3 separate regions of the Homo sapiens genome follow, and regions 2 and 3 are each linked to region 1. Evidence: chromatin loops called from intact Hi-C (ENCODE). Cell type or tissue: CD14-positive monocyte. All regions are shown on one strand.

The links. Hi-C counts contacts between places; a loop is a spot of excess contacts. Peaks named below come from ENCODE experiments on the same cell type or tissue, not always from the same donor. Only the 100,000 strongest peaks of a DNase experiment are listed, where the experiment ranks them.
Region 2: it touches region 1 in a loop (1.9-fold over the local background); 7 of 110 quality-filtered maps call a loop at or near these places.
Region 3: it touches region 1 in a loop (2.1-fold over the local background); 7 of 110 quality-filtered maps call a loop at or near these places.

Annotation. Positions count from the first base shown.
Region 1 is chr1:43,775,243-43,783,242 of GRCh38, reverse strand. All of the region lies in intron 2 of ST3GAL3 (ST3 beta-galactoside alpha-2,3-sialyltransferase 3), which reads right to left. Among named protein-coding and RNA genes, the nearest start is that of ST3GAL3-AS1, 52 kb to the right of the region's middle. In CD14-positive monocyte, a CTCF peak has its summit at 3,595; a DNase peak (open chromatin) is centred at 1,512; H3K4me3 peaks cover 420 bases; H3K27ac peaks cover 3,065 bases.
Region 2 is chr1:43,830,308-43,838,307 of GRCh38, reverse strand. It overlaps ST3GAL3 (ST3 beta-galactoside alpha-2,3-sialyltransferase 3), which reads right to left. Exons shown (of 12, transcript NM_006279.5): 5 at 1-89. Among named protein-coding and RNA genes, the nearest start is that of MIR6079, 4.3 kb to the left of the region's middle. RefSeq lists enhancers at 2,606-3,373, 3,374-4,141. In CD14-positive monocyte, no CTCF peak of the experiment used is centred here; DNase peaks (open chromatin) are centred at 2,987, 3,937, 4,557, 5,117 and 1 weaker place; H3K4me3 peaks cover 3,804 bases; H3K27ac peaks cover 4,267 bases.
Region 3 is chr1:43,870,850-43,878,849 of GRCh38, reverse strand. The region is part of intron 5 of ST3GAL3 (ST3 beta-galactoside alpha-2,3-sialyltransferase 3); the gene reads right to left. Among named protein-coding and RNA genes, the nearest start is that of MIR6079, 36 kb to the right of the region's middle. RefSeq lists an enhancer at 7,391-7,891. In CD14-positive monocyte, no CTCF peak of the experiment used is centred here; DNase peaks (open chromatin) are centred at 1,519 and 3,289.

The DNA.
Region 1 (8,000 bases):
CAGGTGGCATGGACCTGTGCAGCACAGCAGACAAGGCATGCGTTTGAACCAGGCCACCATGGTGCTAATCCGGGCTCCACTGTTTTTCCCACTATGTAACTTTGGGCAACCTACTTAAATCTTGCTGAGCCTTAATTTCCTCATCTGTAAAAAGAGTAACACAAAGTTCAAAATTTATCTGAGCCCCCTCAAACTAGATAGTATTAGAATCCCAAAGTGTTCAGATTTTAGGAAAGCAGCATACTGCACAAACCATATATTATTTAACATCCCCCTATGAGGTTTGGGGCAGCATCCTGTAATTAAATATTAATATTTCTTCTATGAAATGAATTTTTATGCTAAAAGGGACTATAAATACATTCATACCATTTCAGGTCAGATTTTACTGCCAAACGAATTTTGACACTGATCTTTTGAAAAAAAAATGTTTAAAGATGTTTCAAGTTCATATTTGCCATACTGGTGGACCATTAATAGAACCCACCTCATAAGGCCATGTCATGAGGATTAGATGTCCAAATTAACATAAAGCACTGAACACAGTGCCTGGCATGTAGTTAAGTCCTCAATACATGCTGCTGTTAGTGTTTTTATCATCAGCATCATCACCGTTGATGACAGTGTGGCTGAAGTAAAAGAGGGACTGATAAGTGGAGAGGAATATAGAGAGGGAGAAACAGTGAAAATAAGGCAGAAAAGCAGACCAGATGGGGTTTTGAATACCAAGTTAGGAGTCTGGATTTTATTGAGTAAAAGTAGACAGAGTAGAGAAAGACACTATATATTTTTCAGAAAATTAATGATATCAACAGATTTTTGCTTCAGGAAAACCATTCTAGCGGCAGTGTGTAAGACAGAGCGTAAGGAGGCTAAGACCTAGCAGGAGAGCTTTGTGGTAAGCCAGGTGACAGACAATGAGGGTCTCACGTGAGGCTGTTGGGGGCCGGATGAAATTCAAAGGGAGAATGGACAGGATTGGGAAACTGATCGGATGTGGGATGGTGAGGACTAAGAGAAAATACTACCACAGAATACAAGGGAGTAGAAATATTCCAGAAATAGATGGGAAGCAATAATGTTAAATGTAGCAAAAGAAAGGAGAAGATAAGGTGTGGAAAGCATTCTTTGGGTTTGCCAATTAGGATGCTACTGGCGATTTCAGAAAGAGCAGGTTCAGTTAACTCCGTGAGAATGGAAGCCACACGTTATCAAATGTCATAGAGCAGCCAGTAAAATACAGACTGAAAAAATAGGGAGCTGAATTCAGTAACAAGGAGGTTTTCAATGACCTTTCAAATTCATTGCAGTTTGACTTAATGAAGTATTATGGGTAACTGGCAAACCGCAGTGGTTTGGTATAGGGATGGGAGAGTAAGAAGTAGATTGCCCAATAGATTTATTTTCTCTATGAAATGGGAGGTGATCATTGCATGTGGAAATTGGGAGGGAAGGAACTAGCCTTCCAGTTTGAAATAGGAGATTTCAGTTGGGGGTTGAAAAACTTTCTCTGTAGGTGGACAGTAAATATTTTAGGCGTTGTAGGCCACAGTCTCTGTCACATATCCTTCTGTTTTTTTGTTTTGTTTTGCTTAGCAACCCTTTAAACATGTAAAAATCTTTTTTTTTTTTTTGAGACAGTCTTGCTCTGCCACCCAGGCTGGAGTGCAGTGTCGTGATGTCAGCTCACTGCAACCTCTGCCTCCTGGGTTCAAGTGATTCTAATGCCTCAGCCTCCCAAGTAGCTGGGATTAGAGGTGTGTGCCACCATGCCTGGCTAATTTTTTGTGTTTTTAGTAGAGTGGGGGTTTCACCATGTTGCCCAGGCTGGTTTCAAATTCCTGGACTCAAATGATCCGCTGCCTCCCAAAGTCTCCTAAAATGCCGGGATTACAGGCATGAGCCACTGTGCCTGGCCTAAAAATATAAAAATCATTTTTAAGTCAGGTCACACAAAAACAAGCTGTGGGCTAGATCTGGCATAGGAACCACAGTTTGCTGACCTGATTTAGATTACTCCCATTCAAATCTCCCCAAGTGACAGAAACGACTGCATGTTCATTGTAAAGCAGAAGCACCCAGGACAAAGACAGAAGAGACACAAAACTGGAAACCAAGTAGACAAGTGGAAGTCAGCAAACTCAAGAAAGCTGAATCCTGTGCTGGTAGTGGGAAAAGTTGAACTGAACGTGAAATACATCACAGAACTCCCCAAAGACTCAATCACTGGCAGCATCAGGTACCACTAGAAGAGGGAATGAAGATGATACTAAAAACAAGATTCCCGGTTTCTAAATATGAGCAGACAGCCAAGATTGTTTGAGGCATTAGAGGAAAGTATTTGCTATAACGACAGGAGACCAAAACAAATGAAACCTAAATGCAACATGGAAAAACTGAAGAGACTCAGGGGGATGAAAACTCAGGAAAAAAAAAATCATTAAACTCCTCAGAGAGAAGAAATGTTATTCGTGAAACAGGTGGAGGATATCATAAAAAATATATTTGGTGAGGTGAACAAAAAGAAAAAAGTAACCCTGGAAAATGAAACACATAACAGCAGAAATAAAAAGGACCTGGAAAAGGGATTGGAAAAGTTAAGGAAATTTCTCACAATATAGAACAAAAAGATAGAGATGGAAAATGATTAAAATATTTTTAAAAGATTAAAGGACAAGTCCAGAAAACATGCCTTCTGAATATGGGAGTTCTAGAAAGAAAGAATACAGGAAAAAATGAAAAGGAGAAAATGCTGAAAAGAATAACTCAATAAAGTTGTCCCAGAACTAAAGGTTTTGAGTTTTTTTGAGCTTAAAAGGGCCCTCTGAGTGTCCAGCACAGTATGAAAACAGCCCTCCATCAAGGTATATTATCATGAAATTTCAAATTTCCAGAGAGAACAACTACAAACAGGTTTTATATAAATAATTAAAAATCAGAATAGCATTAAGACTCCTCAAGAGGAACACCAAAAGCCTAGAATACAATGGGGGCAGTATCTTCAAAATACTGAGGGAAAATGGTTTCCAACCTAGAATTCTATACGCAGCAAGACTATCAATTAAGTGTGAAATCAGAATAAAGACATTTTCAGGTATGTTCTCAAAAAATTACCTCTCATGTATCCTTTCTCAGGAAATCAGTACAAGATGTGTTCCATTAAATGAAGAAGTAAAAAAATATGGGGCCCAGGAAATGAGATATACCACAAGAGGATGGTGACAGGGACTTCAAGACCACAGATGTGCAGCTACACAGAGAGCAAACCATCCAAAGAGAGCATGTCAGAGGCTCCCAAAGAGAGTTCTTCAAGAAAATGAAGCTGATAGACAATCTAACATGTCTGAACATATGGAGAAAGATTTATACAACTGGGGAAGAGTTTAGGGTTGAATTAGTGACAAATACATAGAAAACTAAGGAAAGCAAAAAGCAAGACTTTTACTGACTTCAGGAAAAACAAAACATACAATGAAAAACCAGTAATCATGGTATCTATGAATAGTGTTTCTATGGTCATAGTATATAGACTGAATATTGCTCTAACCGTATTAGAAGAATTGGAGGATAGATTGCATGGCTGTGGTAGAGGAGTGGTGAGTGTGACAGAGTATTAAATATTCATCTTCCATTGAAGAAAGTCAGTAGGTAATACTCAAAACAGAAAAATCAAGAACTGGCAACATACACTTGTTATTAGAGATTCAGAGGTTAAAAAACCAAACAAGTTACCTAAAAGAGTTAAAAATGAATGCCTCTTGGAGGTAGGAAGTCAACTAGTGGTGATAATGAGGAAGTGCTTTTTTTGTTGTTGGGAACAAGCCCTGTAAACTATGCACATGTATAACTTCAATACGAACAAACACTAAAGTAACTTGCACAAGATTACACAGCCTATAAGGATAGGACTGGGGCTTCAAATCTAGTTGATCTGGTTCCTTAATTATTACAGCATATCATATACCTACCAATAGGGCCAATGAAGAGTCTGTTAGAAATCTAGCTGGGCGCAGTGGCTCACACCTGTAATCCCAGCACTTTGGGAGGCTGAGGCGGGTGGATCACCTGAGGTCAGGAGTTTGAGACTAGCCTGGCAAACATGGCAAAACCCAATCTCTACCAAATATACAAAAATTAGCTGGGCCTGCTGGCAGGTGCCTGTAATCCCATCTACTCGGGAGGTTGAGGAAGGAGAATCACTTGAACTGGGAGGTGGAGGTTGCAGTGAGCCGAGATCACGCCATTGCACTCCAGCCTGGATGACAAGAGCAAAACTCTGTCTGAAAAAAAAAGAATGGCCGGGCGCAGTGGCTCACGCCTGTAATCCCAGCGCTTTGGGAGGACGAGGCGGGTGGATCACGAGGTTAGGAGGTCGAGACCATCCTGGCTAACATGGTGAAACCCTGCCTCTACTAAAAATACAAAAAAAATTAGCCGGGCGTTGTGGCGGGTGCCTGTAGTCCCAGCTACTCGGGAGGCTGAGGCAGGAGAATGGCGTGAACCCGGGAGGCGGAGCTTGCAGTGAGCCGAGATCGTGCCACTGCACTCCAGCCTGGGCGACAGAGCGAGACTCCGTCTCAAAAAAAAAAAAAAAAAAAGAAAAAAAGAAAAGAAATCTGGATGCCTCACATTTGATCATATCCTATTGAATATCTTACTAAATACTCATATTATTTTGTAATTGTTTTCTTTGTCTAAATATGATTGAAAAGAATTAATCTAGAATGAAAGATAAGTTTAAAAAAACCCCAAATGTGTGGACCTTGTTTGGACCCAGATCCAAAGTGCTATGAAAAGGCTTTTTATTTTTCCCATCAGCTTTTAAGTTCTGGGGTACATCTGCAGGTTGTGCAGGTTTGTTAAAGAGGTAAATGTGTGCCATGGTGACTTGCTGCACAGATCAACCCATCACCTAGGTATTAAGCCCAGCATCCATTAGCTATTCTTCCTGATGCTCTCCTTCCCCGCACCAGGCCCCAGTATGTGTTGTTCTCACCATGTGTCCATGTGTTCTCATGGTTCAGCTCCCACTTGTAAATGAGAACATACGGTTTTTGGTTTTCTGTTCCTGTATCAGCTTTCTGAGGATAATGGCTTCCAGCTCCAACCATGTCCCTGCAGAGGACATGATCTCATTCCTTTTTATGGCTGCATAGTATTCCATGGTGTATATGTACCACATTTTCTTTATCCAGTCTATCATTGATTGGCATCTGGGTTGATTCTATGTCTTTGCTCTTGTGAACAGTGTTGCAGTGAACGTATGAGTGCATGTATCTCTATAATAGAATGATTTATATTTTTTGAGTATATACCTAGTAATGGGATTGCTGGGTCAAATGGTATTTCTGCTTCTAGATCTTTAAGGAATTGCCACACTGTCTTCCACAATGGTTGAACTAATTTCTCCCATTCTGTAGTTTATCTATTCACTCTGATGATAGTTTATTTTGTTGTGCAAAAATTCTTTAGTTTAATTAGATCCCATTTGTCAATTTTTGCTTTTGTTGCAATTGCTTTTGGCATTTTCATCCCGAAATCTTTTCCTGTGCCTATGTCCTGAATGGTATTGCCTAGATTTTCTTCTAGCATTTTTATAGTTTTGGGTTTTGCATTTAAGTCTTTAATCCGTCTTGAGTTAATTTTTGTATAATGTGTAAGGAAGGGGTCCAGTTTCAATTTTCTGCATATGGCTAGCCAGTTCTCCCAGCATCATTCCCCATTGCTTGTTTTGTCAGGTTTGTAGAAGATCAGATGGTTGTAGGTGTGTGGTCTTATTTCTGAGTTCTTTATTGTGTTCCATTGGTCTATGTGTCTGTTTTTGTACCAGTACCAAGCTGTTTTGGTTACCGTAGCCTTGAAGTATAGTTTGAAGTTGGGTAGTATGATGCCTCCAGCTTTGTTCTTTTTGCTTAGGATTGTCTTGGCTATATGAGCTCAAAAAGGCATTTTTAATAATTGGGGTTATCTGAATATGGATTGTGTATTGGAAGACACTAAGGAATTATTGTTAATGTGAGGTAATAACACATTGGCTTTTTTAAAAAAGATCGTATGACTTAGAGATGTGTAATTAAGTATTCATGGGTAAAATGACATGATGTCTGGGATTTGCTTTAAAAACCCAAATAATAAAAAAGATATGAATCTCTCTGATAGCAGGACCTATATAATATACATGTGCCAGAGACCCTTAGACATGATGAGACTCTGAAGTCATTAGCCATATGACATTCCTCCTTTCACCTGGGAAAAAGATGAACTTGATAGGCTGTCCTTAAAAGAGCATGGTACCATACCATTCTCAAGAGATTACTTAGTTAAGCCAGAGAAGGGGCAAAAATGAAAGGTGCTCAACAAAGTCTTTATACTTTCTCATGAGAAATTTTGTACGCCTAGCAATTTATAATATTTCCATTAAAAAAGAGAGGACACATAGCTTTCAGCGCCCCAACTGAGAAATGTGAAGTTGTAATGGGTTGTCATCACTGTTGATCATTATAAGTATTAAGAATGGAGGGCACAGGGAGGAAGGGAACCCTCACACACTGCTGGTGGGAATGTAAAATGATGTAGCAGCTTTGGAAAGCAGTCTGGCAGTTCCTCAGTAAGTTAAGTATAGAGTTACCATGTGACTCAGCAATTCCACTGCCAGTACCCAAGAGAAATGAAAACAGTATGTCTACACAAAAACTTGTACACAAATGTTCAGTATTATTGATAATAAGAGTTTAAAGTGAAAGTAACCTAAATATCATCCATATTTATCCATTCATCAACTGATGAATGGATAAATAAAATGTGGTGTTATCCTATAATGGAATATTATTTGGCCATAATAAGAAATGAGATAAATGTTATAATATGGGCAAACCTTGAAACATTATCCTAAGTGCAAAAACCCATATAGCCAGTCACAAAAGACTACATATTATATGGTTCTATTTATATGGAATGTCCAGGACATGCAAATCTACGGTGACAGAAAGCAGATCAGTGGTTGCCCTAGGGATACGGGTGACTGAGGGAAAATGGGCCCTGACGGCAAATGGCTGCAGGATTTCTTTTTGGGGTAATGAAAATGTTTAAAATGAATTGTGGTGATGTTTGTAATTGTGGTGCTGTTAGCACGGCTCTGTGGATATACTAAAAACCACTGAATTTTGAACTTTAAGTAAGTAAATTGTATGGTGTGTAAATTATATTTCAAGAAAACTATTATCTACAAGAAAGGAAGAAAAAGGAATAGAAGGCAGGTCACCTCACCTCCAGGGAAACACTGACCATACTGTGGTCAATGGAGGCTGACTGTGGACAAATCTCCTTCACCTGCCTCTTGCAAGATAGGGAGATCTTTACTGCTTAGGTTAAGGAAGGAAGATCAGTGAAAGTCATAATTATTTATTACTTAATATTATATTGAGGAGAAAATAAAAGGGACTTAAAAAAAAAAACTCCTGGTTTGTGTCCTTGGTATTCTGAATCTTTTATTTGGTAACTATGCTGAACAAGGGTATGCACAAGAAAAAGGGAACTTCCTTAATCTTTGAATTAGAATTCCTGCATAACTATATTTTTGTGTCCCCCCAAGTAGAAGTTGTAAACTGGAGGCTCACAGATGTATTAGGTTTAGCCCACGAAGTGTTTGCAAATGTCTGAATTTGTTAACATTTATAAGTCAGGAGATTTCACATAAAAATTCAGATTTCCGGCTGAGTGCGGTGGCTCACACCTGTAATCCCAGCACTTTGGGAGGCTGAGGCAGGTGTTCACCTGAGGTCAGGAGTTCAAGACCAGCCTGGCCAACATGGCGAAACTCCATCTCTACTAAAAATACAAACATTAGCCAGGCATTGTGGTGGGCGCCTGTAATCCCAGCTATTCTGGAGGCTGAGGCAGGAGAATCGCTTGAATCTGGGAGGCAGAGGTTGCAGTGAGCTGAGATCATACCATTCCACTCCAGCCTGGGTGACAAGAGCGCGACTCAGTCTCGAAAAAAA
Region 2 (8,000 bases), 55 kb before region 1:
GGAAGATGGCCGTCATCAAGGCTGAAGCATAGCCAGGCTTGCAAGCTCCCTCTGAAAAGTTTGCGTACTTGGTGGCTAATTCAGCAGGCCTATGGGAAGAGAAGGAAAGTTACAGCTTGCCAGGCACTGAGCACTGAGTGGGTTATTAATTCATAAGGAGCTGTAGGTGTTTAACCCTTTTTTTTTTTTTTTTGAGACGGAGTCTCGTTCTGTTGCCCAGGCTGGAGTGCAGTGGCGCAATCTCGGCTCACTGCAAGCTCCGCCTCCCGGGTTCACGCCATTCTCCTGCCTCAGCCTCCCGAGTGGCTGGGATAAGGTGTTTAAACCTTGAATCAAGTTTCATTCCCTACAATCAGCACTTCAGGCACTTTTCCACATTAAGGCTTTAAGGGTAAAAACAAAACAAATCCCCAACCCTAAAGGAATAGATAGATAAATAAGTCAGGCCCCTGGATGGTATCTGTAAAAGGAACTTAACTGGATTCTCACAGATTTCTTTTTAAGAGACAGGGTTTCATTATGTTGCCCAGGCAGGTCTTAAACTCCTGAGTTCAAGCGATCCTCTCGCCTTGGCCTCCCAAAGTGTTGGGATTACAGGCATTGAGCCACTGTGCCCAGCTCAAACTCATAATTCTTTGCAGGAAGCCTGAAACCAAGGAAACGAGGAGCTCTATCAAGGCTCCAATACCCGGGGGAGTGGTGCTTGGAGTTCATAGAATACAGCTACTCAGGCTTTGATACTCAGAGCCCCTGGCCTTTCCACCTTCCTTGTATGTTCCTACATGGCCAGCCTCATCTGCTTTTATTCTCTCCACTCAGGCTATGATCCATCCAGTGGGAACCATTCCCCAGTAGTGGGAACTGTCCCGAACAGTGACCGAATATAGACACGATAAATTATGTCACTGGGGCTACTGACATAACCATTAGACTTTTAGTTGAGGATGGTTTCCTCTCTCTGCCTGGAATGTTATTCCTTGTCCTTCTTCATCTGGCTAACAACTATTGGTCCTTCATGATTAAGCTTAAATATCAGCTTCACTGGGAGTGATTCCCTGACCCTCGGATTGGGCTAAGTGCCTCCTCTGTGCTTGTATAGTCACTCCCCCTTCCCCTCACATCATATACTTACCCCCAGCACTTGCTATTCTGTATTGTAATTTTTGGTAGTATGTCTCCCTTGATACACTGTAAATTCCTAAGGTCAGAGGCTGATTTAACCCTGCCTACCCTCTCCAGTGCCTTGCATAAATGGGCACAAAGAAGACCCCTAAAACTTTCTTAAGGAACAAAATGACCCTGACAGTCTCACGGCAGACAAGGCAATCTCAAGGAACCCACAAGGCTGAGACTGCTACATATTTTTCAGAAGACTTGTGTTCTAATCCTGGCCTGTTGCTGTGTGACCATAATCATGCCACCTCACATCTTTGGGTTTCAACGTCTTATGCGTTCAATGTGGGTCTGGAGTCACTGCCCTGCCACCAAAATCTCTGCACTATGCAGTCTAGAGAAGATCACAGCCAAAGAACAGGATATAGTCAGTGAATGGGCTCCGTGACTGCCGGGGCTGGAGGCCCTGCATGCTGGGGCACCTGAGTGAGCCCTGGCTGGCTGCCAGTTCTGAGTCCCCACCTCCTCCACCCCCACCCTTGGGCCTGCTGCCAAAACTCTGGTGCCCAGCTGCTCTACTGTGCTGGGGCCCTGTGGCAAGCCTACCCTCCAGGCTGCCTTCTGCAGGGTCTGGACTGGGTGGGTGTGGGGTGGTGGTACCAGAAATGATGATGCCACTGCCTAGTGTGTGTCATGTCTGATTCACCACAGACCCCTCGGGCCTAGCCCAGAGCCTTACACAGAGTAACTGCTCATTGAACACAAACTCATCTGATCAATGCACAATTTCTTTTAGAAATCTACATTTTCAAGCATCCCCCACCACGGAAATTCAAAGCCTGAAATGCAAATCTGAAGGCTGAGTGACAAGCCAAGGAGTTGGGACTTTATTTGGTAGGCAAAAGAAAGCCAAAAGTCTAACAAGAGAAAAACAATATTTTCTTATGTAAACAACTGTATTTTTGAAATGAAATATAAACCTCAGTGCAATTACAGAACTGACTAGAAGCTTTTTGACTAGGCACAGTGACAAAAACGTTCTAGATGTTTTCAGTTAGCTCTCTCAACAACTCTGTGAGTTGGTGCTATGAATTAATTTACACACAAGGCCTAGAAAGATGAAGAGACTAATCCAAGATCATACAAGTGGTAGACACTGGATTAGAACCCAAGGTCTCTAACACCAGTGGAGGAACTCTTAACAGGGCACTGCCACCAACACGGTCACGGAGGAAGGCACAGGACAGCACAGGAGTGGTCAACACAGTCAGACACGGGGTGGAGAAGACAGTCCAGAAGGCCTCACACAGCTTTGGTCTGCGGCAGTAAGGCATTTTGAGTCTCTTCATGTCCTGTCCCCAGTCCCCACCATCTGCTTGCCTGCCTTGTGCTGTGAGTTCCTGTGGTCTTTCTGAATTCCAGAAAGTTTCATAAACAGCAGAAAGATGGACAGCAGGTGCCCTTCTTAACACAGTGCAGTGCAGAAATAAATGAACAACAGACAGACCTTTGGCCACCTCTTTTCTCTCTAGTTTACCCCATCAACTTTTGGCAAGGTACTTAAAGAATAAGGGCTGTGGGACAGTCCAGGGGGCACAGGATCACGTCATCTACAATGGAGAGGGAGCTGGAGCCCAGCAGGCAAGGCAGGAGATACTGCTCTCTCCATGGCAGTGGAAGGCAGTCCAATATCAAGGATGATGGGCTCCAAATCAACCCCTCATTTAGAAAGCGACAGTAACTCCTAAAACGTACAACTCTGGGTACAGTGGGTCATGTCAAGTTATTACCAAATTAAAATGCCTTAGAAATGGCCTCCTGACTATCCCAGTGAGAGAAGAATAGGGGGAGTGTTGGGGATTCTGAGTCATCCAGCAGGCTGGGACCTCTGGGGCAGTTAGCGGTCAAAACCACCAAGATTAACGGTCGCCAACTCCCTGGGGCCAGAATAGTCAGTCTCTCTAAGGCACTCACACTCCAAATGCCAGCAGGCCCCCACAGATGTCTGATCAAATCACTCAGCCCTTGTTCTTCTCCTACTCTGCAGCTGGCCTTTCATTTTGGGAGATTTAGCATTAAACCCAGTAAGAGCACCCATTGTCCTGCAAACGTGACTACCAAGCCCCTGGGGTGAAGAGTGTTACCACTGCACTCACAAGAGGAAATCCAGATGGACAGGCTGGAGCCCCAAAGAAGGAACCAGACGCTTCCACTCTCCTGCTTCACTCAGAAGGACTGAGTTTAAGGAATCAGGCCAAGCAATGGGTCATAAATGGAAAAAGCATCAGATCTGGAATCAGAAACTGTCACAGAGGACACTGACAAGCAAGTGATGGAAAATCTGATTTTCAACTTCCCCATGTGCAGTGGAAACCATGTAATTCCAAGAATCGCATCAGGATGTGGTGAGGGAGCACATTTGGAGGGGACACACATGCTGTGTGACACGCGTGGCTGCCATAAGCGCCTGGCTCGGGTTCAGATCCAACCACAGGGAGAGTCACCACATGATATCTAGTGGGAGGGTGCCCTGGCTGACGTGTGTCTGAAGGATCAGCATTTGGGAGATGAGGAGTAGCACTGCAGGAGGCTGAAAGAGCAGGAGAGTGTGAGGCTGTGGTCAACGAAGTGTCTTAGGAAGGACGCAGAGACCAACTGCGTCACACACTGTGGAGGTCCAGTAAGGTGTGGCCACAGGACTAAATGCTGGATTCGGCAACAGGGAGGTCACCACCAACCTCAACAACAGCCATTCCACTGGAATGTGGAGGTGAAACTCGTTTCACTGGGTTTAAGAGAAAACAGGAAGAGACAAACTGAAGTCATGAAACACAGACTATTTTTAGGAGTTCTGCTACAAAGGAACAAAGAAATGGGGCAATAGCCGGAGCGGGGAAGCAGGGTAAAGTGTTTTTTGAGGTTAGGAAATATTTCCCCAAGTTTACAAGCTGGTTAGAATAAAAGAAAAACTCACAATGCAGTAGAGATAGGACAGTTGTAGGGAGAATGTTTCTTTTTGTTGTGTTTGTTTTCTGAGACGGGGTCTCACTCTGTTGCCCAGGCTGGAGTGTGGTGGCATGATCTCGGCTCACTGCAACCTCCACCTCCGAGGTCCAAGTGATTCTCCTGCCTCAGCCTCCCGAGAAGCTGAGGTTACAGGCGCCTGCCACCGCGCCCGGCTAATTTTTGCATTTTTAGTAGAGACAAGGTTTCACCATGTTGGCCAGGTTGGGGGAGAATGCCTGTGAGAAGGCGGAGGGGGAAAGGATCTAGCGCAAAACTGGAAGGGCTGGCCTTAGCTCTGCTCCCTTAGCCCGCCTTGGCCAGGGATGCCTATTTTCTAAGCACCACTTCCCTTGCGAACTTTCCATGATACTTCCCTTCTCAGGTAGAACCCATCCCCCTGTGGACCTGCGCCACCTAGGGCAGACCTTCATCTTCACTTGCTCACTTGTTCCCCCATTCTCCTACCGCCTTCCCCTTTCTGCCTCTCATTTCCACAGGCAACAAATATTTAGAGACAATAGAGTCACTCTGCTTGGATTTTTATCCTGGCTCTCTTAATAGCTGTGTGATTTGGGGCATGTCTTTTAAATTGTTTTGTGCCCTTAATTTGCACATCTTTAAAAGTGGGATTATACTAGTACTTACTTTATAAAATTTTTTTGTTAAGAGTTATGCTGAGAAAGAAGGGCTGGCACTGAGTACGGTGTCTGGCCCCTCGCTGGTGCTCAGTACATGCTAACTAACTGGCCTGGGATTAAGGATACAATGATGACTAGGACATAGTTAAGGCCTAGCATTACACTCCATTACACTGAAGAGTAATTGTCCATTTAAATATCTTTCTCTCATAGAATATGATCATTTTAGCAAAGCATGTATGGCACAGAATATACAAGTACCCAATAAAATGCTGGACTGAAATCAGTTGGTTACCTTGCCTTGGAAGGTTAATCAACAGGAAGTGTAAGGGGGAAGTGGGGTGATGGCCAGGGAAACTGGGGAAGAGTCATTGACAGTGATTCCTGAGGACTCTACAGATCAGTGATGGACATTGTGTAACCATCAGTCTAGTTTCTAGAACCATCTCAGAGAGGACTGGACTCAGATCAGCCCCTACCATGCCTGCTCCCTCGTTTCATGTGCTAATTTAGTTTAAAGCATTCCTTATGAGAAAAGAAGACCATGTAGGCAGCACTTAGCACACTGCCTAACAACCCAGCAGCTTAATCAAAGCCAGTGTTACCATGCTAGGGGGACATGCATGAGCGTGCAGATGAGCCTCTCTACACAGAGCTCTTTCCATCCACAGAGGAGGGAATTCTTCAATTCCATCTTCTACCTTCCTCATGAGGATGCCTTTCTCCAAGTACTAGAGAGTTGTTTCTGGGATAATGACATGAGGAGGGAAATGGCAGAAGCAGCTTCGCCTAGCTTGAGTAATCCTATTCTGTCATTAAATATTTTCACTTTAATTTTTTTTTTGAAATAGCCTTTACTGCCATAGATCCTCTCAAGCCCCAAGATGGAAATGTTTCTCCTTAAGGACAACTTCTGTCTCCTCTGACTGCCACCTGTCTGACCTGTTACTCCAAGGTCTGCTGGGTCTTGCTTGCATTGTCACCAGTTTCATCATCTACCCACATGTGGGCTGTGCCAATCCATTCTACCCTAGACATCACTGACTCTTTGCTCTTTGTGGCTTCCAATGTAGACTCAGGTTTCTCTACAGCTTTTGCCATCATGATACGTGTACAGCCATCTACGACAAATGCTGAAGCACTGTCAAATGTCTTCTATCACTTTAAGAAAAAAGGGACTGCTTGATCTGAGCCATCTGAAACTTGTGGTATTTCTCAGCTCCGGAGGCCCTGCCTTTCTGCTCTTGCTGCTAGGCACTGCAATACCTTTTCATCAAACCAGGCCACCTTCCTATTTGATCAGTGATTGTGGAGCTGACATTAACTCCAGGTTACATTTGTCTCCAGAGCCTTGTAATTTATTTCCTCTTAGCTGGAGGGATGCTCCCCACTAAGTTCTCCAAGTGCTTCAACAGACAATTTTCACGGAGGCACTCCACCAGAGATCTGCTGTGACTCTCCAATTCAATTTTGCTTCCACACTTTATTTCCTTAAAAATAAAAACACATCCTCTTTCTGGGTGGTAGTGAAAGACACAAGAGAAGTAACATTCACTGAGCACAAACCAGGCACCAGACAGCGGATCTAATGATCTAATTCAGCTTTACAACAATCCTCTACAAAGTAGTACCTCCCTTAGACCCAGGCATATGGGGCTGAAGGAGTCCAGGAGAAGCCATGGTTAGAAGATGCACTGTTCTGTTTACACTATAAAATGTCAAATGATACATTTAATATGACCAGAAAACAAATTACCATTTACACTTTCCCTGCACTCTCTGACACTGGTGTGTGTTCATGACCAACAAAGCAGTCCCATCTTTGAGATACTCCCAGGTCTCAGGAAGGATAGCGCAGCCTCATGAAATGATGTATCCAGCATGAGCTGAATGGTACTGGAGAAATGAAGGGAGAAGATCACTGTTTCCACAAAACAGTTTCCAAAAAGCCATGGCATTGAGTACTAATAATACAGATACTTGTTGTTTGTGGCAGGAGATATGAAACTTTCCAGCAATGATACATTTGACAATAGAAAACACAGAGATGGTTCCTGAACCTGAACAGAAAGAGTTGGTGGTGTCTGGGTAGCAAAAGGAATTTTCATATGCACTGATTGGATAACAAATACATAAGTATCTCTTCTCTACCCATTGTTCTAAATCCTTAGTAAGTCAATATATCATACATGGACCCATCAACTGGTTTATACAGGCAGAGGCCTTGCAAAACGTTATTTGGCCAGGGCCCTGTCTACCTTTGGAGCAGTCCTACTCTAAGGTAAGTATTATTTTCATTTTTGACAAGAGAAAACTGACTCCAAAACTCTCTCCTGTTCTTCCCAAAGCCCCTACTTTCTATGATGTAAAGTGTAATCAGCTTAAGGTAAGAAGATTGGAGTTTAAGCCACCAGTTCTACTTACTAGGTGTGCAACCTCAGGTAAGACACAACTGGTTTCCTTAACTCTTAAAATAGCTATAGTAATGCACATTTTATAGGGCTGATGGGAAGATCAGTGAATACCTACAGCAATGTGGGTCACAGTGCCCTTTGAAAGGTTATACAAATATTAGTCACTGTTCCTACTGTTTTAATGTTTGACTTCTGCTTTTACTATTCCTTCTAGATTCATCTGAATTATTATCATAGTTTCAATAATTTAAGAAGGAAAATAACTGCTCATTTATTTTTCTTATTTGGATTCTTCTCTCTCATTCAACTGGCTGTCCATAAATGTATGCCTATTGGGCAGGGAGGTCAAGAGACTTCAGGGGACAGAAAGGGAGGGCCACTAAAACAATTCCATCATCTATGTGCAGGAACTTGTTATAAACTAGCATCCTAGCACTTATGTGAGCCCAGTGGAAGGGCTATATCTCATAAAATTTGTAGTTAAAATCACAGTCAAATCCTCTGTTCAATTCTTCTATAGGTCCCCAGTATAAGATAGAGGTCACTATCATGATTTCCAGATAACATTGTCCCTAAATCCACTAAGTCCAGGCTCTCAAAGCAGGTGTCACAGTTCAGGGGCTATGTAATAGAGGTTAGAGTTATTCAAAGCCACAGTACAAACCAGTGTATCTTCCTGGAGCAATACATGTACTTGAAGATATGAGGAAGAATGTATTAAGAAAACACATACATACTATGGTATAGAATGCAGAATTTTTACAAGCAAAATGAAAGATCTTAAAGATTCTTTTTTGGGGGGCCAGGTGTGGTGGCTCACATCTGTAAT
Region 3 (8,000 bases), 96 kb before region 1:
AATATTTGGTAAGTGAGATCAGAGATCTGCCTTCCACCAAATATTCAAAACTACCGTGTCTGCTCTTCCCTCTTGATAAAACTGAGCAAAATTCCATTCTTCTATCAAAGATCAATATTTCCACATGGGCAATGTCTTCCTATCTCAGAGTAAAGGCTGACATCCTTACAACAGCCTATAAGGCCATCTATGATCTCCCTCACCCCAACTTCCTCTCTGGTCTCATCTCCTACTACTCTCCCTCTGTTCACAGTCCCCCAGCCACACTCCTTGCTGCCTTAGGGCCTTGACTAGAGCTGTTTCCTCTGCCTGGAATGTTCTTCCTCAGACACACATTTGGCTCATTCCTCGCCTCCTTCCAGTCTTTACTCAAATCTCTCATTTCCCTTGAGGCCAACCCTCACCATCCTATTTAATAATGCAACTTGCTCCTGTCACCTTGCCATATTTTCTTTCTTCCCATGGCATTTATCTTGTGGTAATTTACTAAATATTTTACTTCTTAGTTGTTTATTGCTTGTGTTTTTCTGGTAGGATGTACACTTCCTAAAGTAAGATTTTGAGATGAGGATATAATCCTGGATTATCTAGGTGAGCCCTAACACCATTGTGAATCCTTAGAGGAGAGAGGTGGAGAGAGATTTGACCACACACAGACGAAAAGGCAATGTGACCACAGGTCAAGACTGGAGAGATGCGGCCACGAGACAAGAGATGCTAGCAGTCGCCAGAGGCAGAAGAGGCGAGAGACGGATATGACCTAGAGCATCTGGAGGGAGCCCAGCCCTGCTAACACCTTGATTTCAGTCCAGGAATACTGACTTTGAACTTCTGTCCACCAGAACTGTGAGGGAATCATCTGTTAGGGCAGCCACAGGAAATTAATACAGATACATTACTTTCTGAACCCCTAGAAATGGGATTCCTGGAAGGGAAGGTTTCAGCCATCTTTTTTCCTCTGCTAAGGAGTGAGACAACATGACAGAGAATGAGCAGATGCTGTTCTGTGAGATGAGACCCTCTACCTTCAGGGAAGGGGCACAAGGGCAGTCATTGCTGACCACTATCTGCTCTGCATCCAATCATTGCTTACAGTCCCAGGCAGGTTTTATAAAGAAAAGGCTGGAAAATGCGACTGTTTACAGGAGGGTTCAAGTTCCAGATATCCAGACACATATTTCTAACTGGGGGCTGCTGAATCTCCATCTCAAACTTAGACCTGTATCCGGAGCTCAAGACTTATATATCCAACTGCACCTGGAGTATCTTGTCCAAGATCTCCTACTGGCACCTAGGCTCAACACATCAAAAAAGGAGCCCATTATCTTCCCCTAAACCTATTCCATCTGTCTTTTCTTCAATGAAGAGCATCCAAGTCACAGACTAAGGGGAGACCTATCTGCTTGTTTGCTATCTCTGGGGTCCTGAATGTGGCCTCTGTGTGTTTCTCTGCAGGGAAGTGAGAAGGGTGAGCCAACTCTGCTGACCAGGGAAGTCAGAAGACCCTGCACCCACGTGGCTAGATGACATCACAATCATCATCATCGCCCCAGACTGGGCAATGCATGAATGCAGACTGCTCCTGGAATTTCCCATGCAGGTCCCCCTTAGTCCTAGCTGGGGACTCTGTTCCTACAGGAAAATACTATAGCTGCCTTCTTCAGTCCAGGGGCTCAAACATTGTTCCTGACTTTGGAGACCTTGGGTGAGGCTGTAGGGGCAGAATCCTCTCTCTCTGAACACCTGATCAAATGGGATGGGTCAAGCTAGTGATAGAAACCTGTCACAGACTATTGTCGAGATGCATAGGGAGAACTGTCCCACAATAAGAATTCCAGCCCCCATACAAACGCAGAGGCTGGTATTCCTACTATTTCTGCCATTTTTCACCTCTGCTCGCCTCCTGGGCGAGCTGAGGTGACAGTTTTATCACCATGCCTTGTCTTTAACATCACATGCCTAGTACCTAGAACAGCACCTAGCATATTATAGGTAATGAATGAATGAATGAATAGCTACAACAATGGGCCCTGCCCACTGGATAGGGACCTGTCACAACCATAACTACTGGGCTGCAGCATTCCTCTTTCACATTCGTCCATCCACATGCAATGAGCACCCCATGGCCATCCAGCCAACCACCAGGAAGGAGGACCAGAGACTTGCTGTAGGTCATTCTAGACACATGACACCTTTCCAGGCCATAGTACTGCCATTACCTGGTAAAGTTATGGAGATAAGCAAGTCCCAGCCTATCTTGTCCCTTCATTGGAAGATCTTCAGCAGTTCCACATTACTGACTCAGGCCCAAATCTCTAGCCTTTCCTGCCACAGTACCTTACGATGGCCTCTATGGACTGAATCTTTTATACCTGACAGCTAAGAGCCTCAATCCCGATGCTTGACTGGCTCTCTCCCCTCAGGGTCTGCTCTATGACTTGAGCTGCTTTTCTTCCAGTCTTGATGTTCTAGGGCCACAAATCATTTATGATCCCTGTGCTTGGCAAGTCTAGTACCCCCTTCCTTGACAGATATCTCCCTGTTCAACTATAGGCTCAGTCAAAAATAAAGTGAAGAGAAATTCTAAGCTGGGCGCAGTGGCTCATGCCTGTAATCCCAGTACTTTAGGAGGCCGAGGCGGGCGGATTGCTTGAGCCCAGGAGTTTGAGATCAGCCTGAGCAACATGGCGAAACCCTGTCTCTACAAAAAATTTAAAAAATTATCCTGCCATGGTGGCAAGGTAATCCCAACGACTTGGGAAGCTGAGTGGGGAGCATCACTTGAGCCTGGAATGTCGAGGCTGCAGTGAACCAAGATCACACTACTGTACTCCAGCCTAGATGACAGAGTGAGACCCTGTCTCAAAAATAATAATAATAATAATAATAATAATAATAAGAAGAAGAAGAAGAAGAAGAAGAAGAAGAAGAAGAAGAAGAAGAAGAAGAAGAGAAATTCTAAAGCAATTATCATCAGGTGCAGTATTTTTTGTGTATTCTTTTATCAAAAAGCAGGAAACAGGAGAGATGAATTTTCTTCATGTATTAGTCTGTTCTCACGCTGCTATAAAGAAATACCCAAGACTGGGTCATTTATAAAGGAAAGAGGTTTAATCAACTCACAGTTCTGCATGGCTGGGGAGGCCTCAGGAAACACAATCATGGCGGAAGGTGAAACAGGAGCAGGCACCTTCTTCACAAGGTGGCAGGAGAGAGTGAGTACAAGCAGGGGAAATGCCAGATGCTTATAAAACCATTCACTATCATGAGAACAGCATGGGGGAAACCCCCCATGATCCAATCACTTCCCACCAGGTTCCTCCCATGACACGTGGGGTTTATGGGGATTACAATTCAAGATGAAATATGGGTGTGGACAAAGCCAAACAATATCACTTCCAAACATAGAAAGTGGTAAACTCCAAGGCAGGCCTGCCTTGGCCTCCCCTCCTCCAGTGATCTTAATCTCTTTCCTATCTCAGCTATTTACTCCTAAATTATATGTTAAACTAGGTCGCTGCTAATAACTAAAGCCCTCTCTAATGTCAGTCTCAAGCTCACTCCCTGACTGCCTCCATGTATCTATAGCTCACCTGCTGTCATAGCTAAACTCGTACAATCCTCAACACACTGAAATCATCAAGCCATTGGTTTGACCGTCTTTTCACTGTCCTTTACTTCCTTATATTCTTACTGCAATTCTCATCCAGCTTAAATTCCAAATCAATCATTATAATCACTTCTTTGCATTCACCCTCAGCTTCTTTGTTCCTTTCTCATTTGGGGGAAACACAGCTTTGATTAAATCGAAATTCCTACCTACTCTGGGGATGTACCTACACAGCTGAATATGTCTGGCTGGAGAACAACCATGCTGGTTGCTGGCTGGTCTCACTCAAAATACCAGTGAGGCCCTTATGCTTCCTGGCAATCATATATGTTATCAGCTCAGTCATTCTTCCATTCTCCTGGATGACTACTCATACTTTCTCTTTTCTCTCTACAATTCCAACACCTCCCTCATTCTTGTTCCCATAGATAACCTTGTTTACCATGGTACTGAAATATGTGAAACAAACAGAACAGAATGTTTACAAGCTGCGTATCACTACTTGCGTGCATTTGTGCCTATATTCTCTACTTTATGTTTGAACTGCCCATATTTGTAACTAAGGCCAACTTTTGTGCCCTAGACCTTATCTTTTTCATTTACTAAAGGACACTGCTCCAGGAAGTCTTCACTCTTACATCATCTCATTTCTGGATTATCCCCATAGGCAAACAAATACGTTGTTTATCCATATTAAACCCCTTCTCTCTTCTTTTTTAAGGTTTTAAAATTTGCACTCTTCTAACTTTACATTATGAAAAACATTCATACAGAAAAGTTAAAAGAACAGTACAACTATCACCCATATAGTGACCACCTATTCATTTTATCTCCATCTCTTTACAGAAACACTCCTTCAAAGAGTTATCTACATTTGCCTGTCTCCAATCTCTCTCCTCCCATTTCTCTTGAATCCATACCAATGATCCTTTAAGGTCACGTATTACTTTCATGCTGCTAAATCCAATGGTCAATTCTTTACTTAACCTATCAACAGAGTAACCATACATTGTGATTTGCCTGGGACAATGTTGGTTTATGTGTCTTATCCTGGAGTAATTAATCTTGTCCATTTTCACTCTCAAAAGTGCCCTAGTTTGTATAGTAACTTATACAATCATCCTGCCTACCAGCAACATATTACACAGTTAATTACTCCTTTTGTAATACTTTCTTTGGTTTCCAGAATATCACATTTTCCTGGATTTCCTAATGTTGCAATGGGCACTCCTCTTTCTCATTCCTTTCTGCAGTTGCTCCCTCAATGTCCCACACCAAGTGTGGGCCATTCTCTGGGCTCAGTCCCAGCTTCTCTCCTCCATCCATATTCACTTATTTGGTGATCTCATCCATTTTCATAGTCTGGACCTCTTCCCTGAACCCCACACACTGCTATATTCCCCTGCCTTCTTTTTGTATTTTTATTTTATTTATTTATTTATTTATTTTGAGACAGAATCTTACTCTGTCGTCCAGGCTGGAGTACAGTGGTGCGATCTTGGTTCACGTTACATGCAACCTCTGCCTCCCGGGTTCAAGAGATTCTTCTGCCTCAGCCTCCTGAGTAGCTGTGATTACAGGCACGCACCACCACACCCAGCTAATTTTTGTATTTTTAGTGGAGATGGAGTTCTGCCATGTTAGCCAGGATGGTCTCAAACCCCTGGCCTCAGGTGATCTGCCCACCTTAGCCTCCCAAAGTGCTGGGATTACAGGTGTGAACCACCACACCTGGCCCTTCCCCTGCCTTCTTGATAGCTACACTTGGATGTCTAAGAGGCATCTCAAACTCTGCATGTTTAAACTTGAGTTCATAATGCTCCTAAAACCTGCTCTTCTTGCAGTCATTTCTCCATCTTGGTAAATGGCATCTTCATTCTTCCAGTTTCTCAGGCTACACACTTTTAGTTGGCCTAAATTACTCTCTTTCTCTCATACTCACACCTGTGCTGGCAGCAAACCTGTTAGCTCTCCCTTCAGAATATACCCTGAACTTGACGCTTTCTTACCACCTCCACTGCTTCCACCGTGGTCCAGGTCACAATCATCTCTCCTGTAGGTCACAATAGCCTCCCAATCGGACTGCCTTGCAACAGTCTATTCTCATCAAGGCAGCTAGAAGGATCCTTTAAAACTGAAGTCACTCCTCTGCTCCAAATCCTCCATTCCTAGAGTGACCTCCAACACTCCCATGATTCAGATTTCTCTTTCTTACTTCATCTCTCATATTTCCCACTTCTTTAACACAGGCATCTTTCCTGCATTTGGATCCCACCTCAGAGCTTTTGCACTGGCTGTTTCCTCTGCCTGGAAGGCTCTTCCCCAAGATATCAGCATGGCCTTCCCTGATTTCCTTTAGGTTTTTACTTAAATGTCACCTTCCCATGAAGGTCTTTCCCAATCTCAAATGGCAGCCCCTCTCTAACTTCCATTCCTGCTTTATTTTTCTCTAGTATTTCCCACCATCTAAAATACTGTACACCTTATTTCTATATCGTTTCTTTGCCTGCTTCCCACTAGAATATGAGCCCCATGAAGGCAAGACTGTTGGTCAGTTTTGCTCACTGCTTTACCTCCAGTACAAGAGCAGTGTACTCACTAAGTATTTGTTGAATGACTGTAAAAAGGGGCTAATAATACCTACTACCTCGTGGATTATTGTGAAGATGAAGTGAGATAAGGCATGTGAAGTTCTTGGCACACCATGTTGCTCAATGACTGTCAGTTTCCTTCACCTCTCTCTCTCCCCTCCCAGTTTTGGTATCTGCCATGCCCTCCCTCTCCCTCAGGGAGTGCCCGGTCAGAGGCAGGGTGAAGAGCAGCAGGTGCCTCACCAGCAGCCCTGGCAGGACTCTCTCTGCCCTGAGACAGTCCTCCCCCCTCACACCCCGTCTCGCTCACACCCTTCCCCAACACTCCCCCTCTCACCTCTCCCCAACACACCCTCTCCTCCGTCCCCCCCACAGCCCCTCCCCCCTTCCCCCCACACCTCTCCTCCCTCTCCTCCTACTCCCGGCCCCCCACACCCCTCTCAATACACCCCCTCCTGTCCCTCACACCCCAGCCTCTCCCTCATATACCATCCTCTTTGTTAGTCCCCATCCTCTCTCACACCCCAATCATCTCCCCCACACACCCCCTCCTCCCCCTCACACCTTCTCCCCTCCCCCACAGACCCCCTCCTCCCATGTCCCCTCCTACCCTCACCCCCTCCTCTACCTCACCCCCAGCCTCTCACTCAGACCCCACCCTCTTTCTCACATCCCAGTCATCTCCCACACACACCCCCCACCGACGTACCGCTCCCCCTCCCCCACATACCCCCTCCTCCCTCCCACAAACCCCTTCCTACCCTCACACACGCCCTCCTCTCCCTCCCACCCCATCCTCTCCCACACCCCTCCTCTCCCTCACACCCCAGCCTCTCCCTCACACCCCATCTTCTCCCACACATCCCATCTTCTCCCTCACACCTCATCCTCTCCCTCCCACCCCATCCTTTCCCACATCCCTCCTCTCCCTCACACCCCAGCCTCTCCCTCACACCCCATCCTCTCCCTCACACCCCATCTTCTCCCTCACATCCCATCTTCTCCCTCACACCCCATCTTCTCCCTCACATCCCATCTTCTCCCTCACACCCCATCCTCTCCCTCACACCCCATCCTCTCCCATACCCCAGCCTCTCCCACACACCCCATCCTCTCCCTCACACCCCATCCTCTCCCTCACACCCCATCCTCTCCCTCACACCCCAGCCTCTCCCTCACACCCCATCCTCTTCTTCACATGCCATCTTCTCCCTCACACCCCGTCCTCTCCCTCACACTCCATTAACACAGGTCCAACAGTCCTCACCCATGGGCTCATGTCTCAGTCTCAAAGGTTCATGTAGCACATTGCCTGGCTGTATTCCTAGCCTCCTTCTCCTGAGTTCTCTACCAGGGTTCTTCTGGTCCCCTCGTTGTTACAGTGCACATCCTGCCAAGTACTTTGGCCACCTCATTCCAAAGAGGCTGGAGTGCTCCATCCACTGGAGCCTGCTGTTGTCCCACATGTAGGAGAGTCCTGGGAACTATTATCTGTGGCCAGCTGCTCATTCGGGCCATGGCTGCTCCCTTCTGGAATGGCCTGAGTCCTGTCACTGCCCCAAGCCCCAGCACCTTTCTCCTCACTTCAGGAACAGAGGGTGTTTCCTACACATGAATCCTAGGAGGCACAATCAATCTGGGCCAAGCTTTCTGGCACAGGGGTTACTTCTCAGAATCCTTACCTCGGTACTGGGAGGACTAAGCCTGTTGGGGAAAACCTACACAAGCAGACAGGTGGCTGCCACAGACTCCTGGCCCACTTGGCCTTCTCCATGCTCAACAGTTTTGGGGTTCCCTAG